Regions from separate parts of the Homo sapiens genome. Here region 2 is linked to region 1. Evidence: chromatin contacts called from ENCODE Hi-C or POLR2A ChIA-PET data. All regions are on one chromosome and are shown on one strand. Each heading gives the region's core, a stretch centred on a gene start or an enhancer-like site at or near the end of the contact. The rest is flanking DNA. Distances are from core to core; before and after follow the strand shown. Region 1 has its middle 28 kb from the start of DDX52. Region 2 overlaps HNF1B (HNF1 homeobox B).

Region 1 (2,700 bases), core at 51-2,550:
CGCCACCACACCCAGCTAATTTTTTGTATTTTTAGTAGAGACGGGGTTTCACCGTGTTAGCCAGGATGGTCTCAATCTCCTGACCTCGTGATCCACCTGCCTTGGCCTCCCAAAGTGCTGGGATTACAGGCGTGAGCCACCATGCGCAGCCTAAACATACTTTTAAGACAAAACATGGGGCTTCGAAGAAAGTTTCTGTGTGCAGTGATCTAAAACCCCATGCCCCTTGTGAAGTGTGAATTCACTCTCTGCCACTAATGGTACTTCACATGAAAAGCTTCAAAAGCGCTGACTGCAAACAGCCACACAGAAAACACCACCCATGGACACTGCACCACACTGCCCACACATACACTGCTAGGCCCCCACTCCACACAGTAAAGGTCCCCTCCATGAGACAATGGCATTGGGATGCAACAGCCTCTCATATCATGTGGGCTGACTCTCAGTCCTCAAGAGATCAACTGGTTGTCCTTCTTCCCACAGGTTCTCAGAGATATCAGTCCCTGTCTGAAAGGAGGAGCTACACCCACGATGTTAATTTCTCTATTCCCACTGTCCAGCATGCTTGGCACAGATGAGGCATTCAATTAATGTGTGTTGGGATGAACTGAACTCCAGACAGATGCCTGGACCTCCTCGTTCCTTCCTCCTGAGGGTGGAGGCAGCTGTGGCCTCAAATCCACAGGCAGCCTAAACCAAATGGTATGGGGCAGAGCTAACAAGTACAGCTCCAGCTAGGGCCCAGTGGGGGCCAGTTTCACTTCTTTTCTTCCCAGAGCTAAAGGGCTGAAAAATCCATTCCAAGTGAAGATACTAGAAATTACTTTTATTCCCATTGTTGAGAGGAGGATACAAGTCACAAAGGAAAAGGCTCCACATGCTGTTAGTTGGCAAGTTATCACCTCCACTCTGGAATGTACCAAGACCAATGGTGAGTAGGTATCTGAGTCTCTGGCATCTGTGGTAAGTTCACTCTGGGCAAACTTTCCCAAGACCCTAGGCCTCTGGTTGTCAAAGCAGCTTCCTGGGGTCCCCAGATCCAGCTCTTCCTCTGACCTCTAGGGAAGTGAAGCTTCAGTGGGTCTCCCCGACTCCAGCATAAGCCCCTGAGAGTGGGAATGGTGTCCAATTAATCTTTGTATCCCTACTGCTTAGCAGGTTCGCTGCACATAAGATACCCTGAAGAAATATGTGCTGGTAATGATGACACCATTCACCTAGTCATTTAACAAATATTTATGTTCTGTGCAGTCTTTTGGGCCTAGGAATTCAATGATGAATCAGAAACAGTGTCTTCCCTTAAGGGGCCCATAGCTTAGTAGGGAAGGCTAACAACTGCCAACTGCAATATGGTGTAAACACAATGACAGAGGCCTGTACAGAATAAAGAGGCAGCACAAGGGCCCTCCAGCCAGTGCAGGTGCTGCCTGCTCTCTAGTTGGTGGACTCAGAAGCTTCAAGTGGGGACTTTTAAAGCCATTGAGGTGGGCTCAGTCTCCTGTAGCTGAAGTCATGGGAGGGTGGGGGAGAGGGAGGGTCATGTTCGAAGGTGGGCTTTCACAGTCACAGGAATGCCCAGCGTGGGCGGGCCAGAGGGTGACCTTCTCATCACCCTGTAGGAAAGTGAGGCCCAGCTAACACCTGTTGGAACAGGTAACTCCCATTTGCCCATTGTCCTGTGTTTGCAGAGGAGGAGCAGGGAACTCCTCAGGGAGTAAGAGGGACTGGGTCACAACCAGGTGAGCCTCCTTTTGGCACCACAAGCATTAGCACAGAGATAGGGCGGCCGCCCTGGGCAGGATTTATAACTCCAGATTTCAAGGTCTTATCATAAACAAGCTCTTTCTGAATTGCAACATGTCAGGGGCAGGGGGAGCAGGCAGACAGACAGACTAGAGAGCGGTGTTGGGGGTGGGGGGCATTAGAATGTGGCTGATAGGGAAATTGTGGGGGAGAGATGGAGCTATTCATGGCTAATATTGTATGGGACATGGAACTGGTTAATAATAATGCTTTGCTTCTTATCCCATTCCCATGGCCCAACCCTGAAAGGTAATAAAACATGATTTGGAACATAGTGAAATCCTGGGGCAAGGCAAGCCCAGAGAGGCGAGCATTGTTTTACGCAGGCTCCTGCTCTCTAGAACTTTCTTCCCCACTCCATGGATTCCTCATCAGTGCATTTTATTGAGTGTGAGTAGGGGGTGGGTGGGGAATGTCTCTGGTCATTACCTAAGGCTTCTGAGCTGTCGCTGGGAAATGGCAAATTGCCCACTCATGCTGCTTTGGTGGGGAGAAGGGGTGAAGCATGGGGCAGGAGTTGGGGAGGCACCTGGCAGAGGCGTGATTGGGGACCTCAGGGCAAAGTGGAGAGACCTGCTGTGGCCCCTTAAGGCACCAGTGCTGCCTCTGGATGCCTCTTTCTCTCTTCAAGTCTTCCCTTGACTTTCATTCTCACCGGATGCCACCTGAATAAAGACAATGACCAAGGGAAGCAGCCTGCTCTCCAACTGGCCCTGGAACACACTCCTGTAAACTACCTTGAAGGGAGGGGGACTAGGTGTCCCCTTCACTACAGGCCTGTCACTAGCCCTTCTGGACTTGGGCCTGGTTTTCCTTCTGTTCAGACCAGGTGGGATGGCAGGCTCAGCAGGGGCTGAAAGATGTCCCTCGGAGGACCCCCAGAGCATGCCTCCC
Region 2 (2,809 bases), core at 50-2,549, 45 kb before region 1:
AATACCACGGACTTGCTGGGAGACCCCCTAGCAAGGAGCGGTGCAAACAACCTTGTCCTCTCTGAACCTCAGTTTTCCACTCTGTCAAATGGGTGCTTGTGACACATTGAGAAGCAGATGGGTGTAACATACTCTCAGATGTGAGGACTGCCCAAGTTATCAAGTGCCAGGCTGGTTCCTTTTACCTACAGCAGCAATCTTCAGGCTGAAGTATTCATTGCAAACTGCCTGATGTTTGCCTGCAGAAACTGCCACTCTAGTAAGGATGAGGCGTGGTGGCCCAGGTAGACCTTGTGGGGGAGGACACACAGAGTTTCTGTTGGTCTTCTACCTCCCCACATGTGCAATTTTTTCAAGTGCACCATGCATGTTAGCTTCTGTTCTCAGCCAAGGTGCTTTTGATGAAAGATTTTTTTTTCTTTTCTTGGTTACATTTGCTTTGATTTTTTTTTTAAATAAGAAAACCAGTTTGTGGGCTTCCCTTAAGTATCACTCAACTTTTACTCCTTGAGTCAAGAATGTTTACTGTCCCTGCAGGCCTGTCTGTATTTCTCCTCTTATGAATTGAGCTCCTAACTAAGCCATGTTAGGTAGAAAGGGATCCGGAATTGAAACCAGCCCAGCATTTAAATTGCTTTCATCTTGCATCAGCTTTTTCTTCCACATTTGCAGATTTTTAATCTTCTAAACTCTTTGCAAACATGAATCTGTATCCTCTCAGAGGAGGAAATATTAATAAGAACTAGCAAAAGTCCAGTGCTACAAACAAGGAAACTGAGGCAGCAATGCTAACTCATTCGAAAGCTTTCATTTCTGGAGTTCTCAATTTCAAGCCAGGGAATTGTTCACATTCTTTTCTTCCAAATGGGCCTCTCAGAAGTTCACCAGACAGAATCATTTGTCTCTCTGCCTCTGTCCTTAAGAAAAGTAAAGTGTTTAGGGAGAAGGTAGAGTTATCAGGACACAGTACTGGGTCCATCAAGCCTGGCCCAGTCTCTCCCTGTCATCTCCCCAACATAATGATTTGGCTTCATAGAAAAGATGGCTGTGTCTACTCATAATTTATGAACAATGAACATAGTTATTACCTTTTGGAAGAGCTTTCTCCTTCGCATGCTCTCTCCTGCCTGAGTTTAAATTCCCAGTTTCTAGACCCAACAGGGCTGGGCTGCACTCTGCATGAGGTTAGAAACACAGGGGAAGAATGTGTGTGACAGAGCCCCAGCCAGTTGAGTAATGTTTACTCTGTTGGTGGCTGGGACGCTCACTTACGCTGGCAGAGGTCCACCAGCCAGAGGAACATTCCTGCATTATCAGGGATGGGAGGTTGGCTCTGAAATGTCAAGGGTGAAAGGCATCCCACCAGATTCTGGGTGCAGCTCATAGACTTCAGTGAAAGGAACCCCCAGGTTTCAGTGCCAAAAGCCACATCGTGGGCAAGCTGAGCCCCACATTGCCCAGGAATCCCCACTTTCCTCATTTCTTCTTACTAAAAGAACAATTCTGGTCCTGTTTTCTTTGTTGACATTGCTCTTCTGTTTACCCAGCAGAACCAGTGCATCTCTGACATTATTTTATTCATTCATTATTCTGGCTTGTGAAGAAGGAATATCTGTGTGCCCCTTTCACAGACAAAAATGCCAAGGCTCAAAAGTTAACTGACCCAGAATCATCAGAGAGTTATGGCAGAGAGAGAGAGAGAGAGAGAGAGAGAGAGAGAGAGAGAGAGAGATTGTTAAAGTGTCTAGAGGCTGGTGCCCAGTTGATCTCTGGAATCATGGAATTCCATGATTTTTTGAAGCTCTTAGAGCTGAATTAAATCGCCAGGGGCTCTATGAGCTGTAGCTCTAAGGCCCTGAAGCACAGGTTTCTGCAAAGTCTCTGGTGAATGGCACCCTGAGCAGCTCCTCTCTGGGGTCCTCCTGCAAGGCAGTCATGTTTGTCTTTGAACACACAGGCGCAGTAGGGTCTATATAACCTGACATATGCAGCCTAAAAATCACCAGAGTTTGCTAAGCCATGTGATAAGAACCACAGGGCTTACGGGAAAAACAGGATTAAAAACACAACACTTGAGGCCGGGCGCAGTGGCTCATGCCTTCAATCCCAGCACTTTGGGAGGCTGAGGCGGGCGGATCACTTGAGGTCAGGAGTTTGAGACCAGCCTGGCCAACACGGTGAAACTCTGTCTCTACCAAAAATACAAAAATTTAGCTGAGCGTGGTGGTGGGCGCCTGTAGTTCCAGCTACTCAGGAGGCTGAGGCAGGAGAATCACTTGAGCCCGGGAGGCGAAGGTTGCCGTGAGCCGAGATTACGCCACTGTACTCCAGACTAGGTGACAGAATGAGACTCTGTCTCTGAAATAAACTTTTTTAAAAAGCACAACACTTGAAAACTTCCTCAGCGACACATTTTGTTTGTTTTGAGATGGAGTCTTGTTCTGGTCACCCAGGCTGGAGTGCAGTGGCACGATCTCAGCTCACTGCAACCTCTGCCTCCCAGGTTCAAGCAATTCTCCTGCCTTAGCTTCCTGAGTAGTGGGGATTACACCACTATGCCTAGCTAATGCGCGTACCACCATACCCAGCTAATTTTTGTATGTTTAGTAGAGACAGGGTTTCACCATGTTGGCCAGGCTAGTCTCGAACTCCTGACCTCAAGTGATCCACCTGCCTCGGCCTCCCAAAGTGCTGGGATTACAGGCATGAGCCACCGTGCCCGGCCAACACATTTTTAAAAGATAAGAATCCAATAAAAAGATTACCAGAGTTTTATACCCGTTAAATAGTTAAGAAATATATCAATGCT

Evidence for each region. Hi-C counts contacts between places; a loop is a spot of excess contacts on that map. ChIA-PET counts read pairs that join two places held with the same protein, here RNA polymerase II (POLR2A). Pooled maps may share reads with other maps.
Region 2: a loop to region 1 is called in a map of left cardiac atrium, with 2.2 times the contacts of the local background. The contact joins two enhancer-like sites. A Hi-C loop is called at or near these places in 5 of 168 maps with a recorded cell type or tissue (CD14-positive monocyte, Caco-2, heart right ventricle and 2 more) and 1 of 50 pooled maps. POLR2A ChIA-PET finds 5 or more read pairs at or near these places in 8 of 52 experiments (A549, AG04449, BJ and 5 more).

Annotation. Positions count from the first base shown.
Region 1 is chr17:37,670,596-37,673,295 of GRCh38, reverse strand. No RefSeq gene overlaps it. Among named protein-coding and RNA genes, the nearest start is that of DDX52, 28 kb to the right of the region's middle. Within about 2 kb of position 1,300, at least 4 of the 41 ENCODE cell types and tissues checked have a DNase peak (open chromatin) inside an H3K27ac peak, as active enhancers do.
Region 2 is chr17:37,715,766-37,718,574 of GRCh38, reverse strand. The region is part of intron 4 of HNF1B (HNF1 homeobox B); the gene reads left to right. LOC105371754 (a long non-coding RNA gene) reads right to left here. Exons shown (of 3, transcript XR_001752875.2): 2 at 1,089-1,175. Among named protein-coding and RNA genes, the nearest start is that of HNF1B, 28 kb to the left of the region's middle. Within about 2 kb of position 1,299, at least 7 of the 41 ENCODE cell types and tissues checked have a DNase peak (open chromatin) inside an H3K27ac peak, as active enhancers do.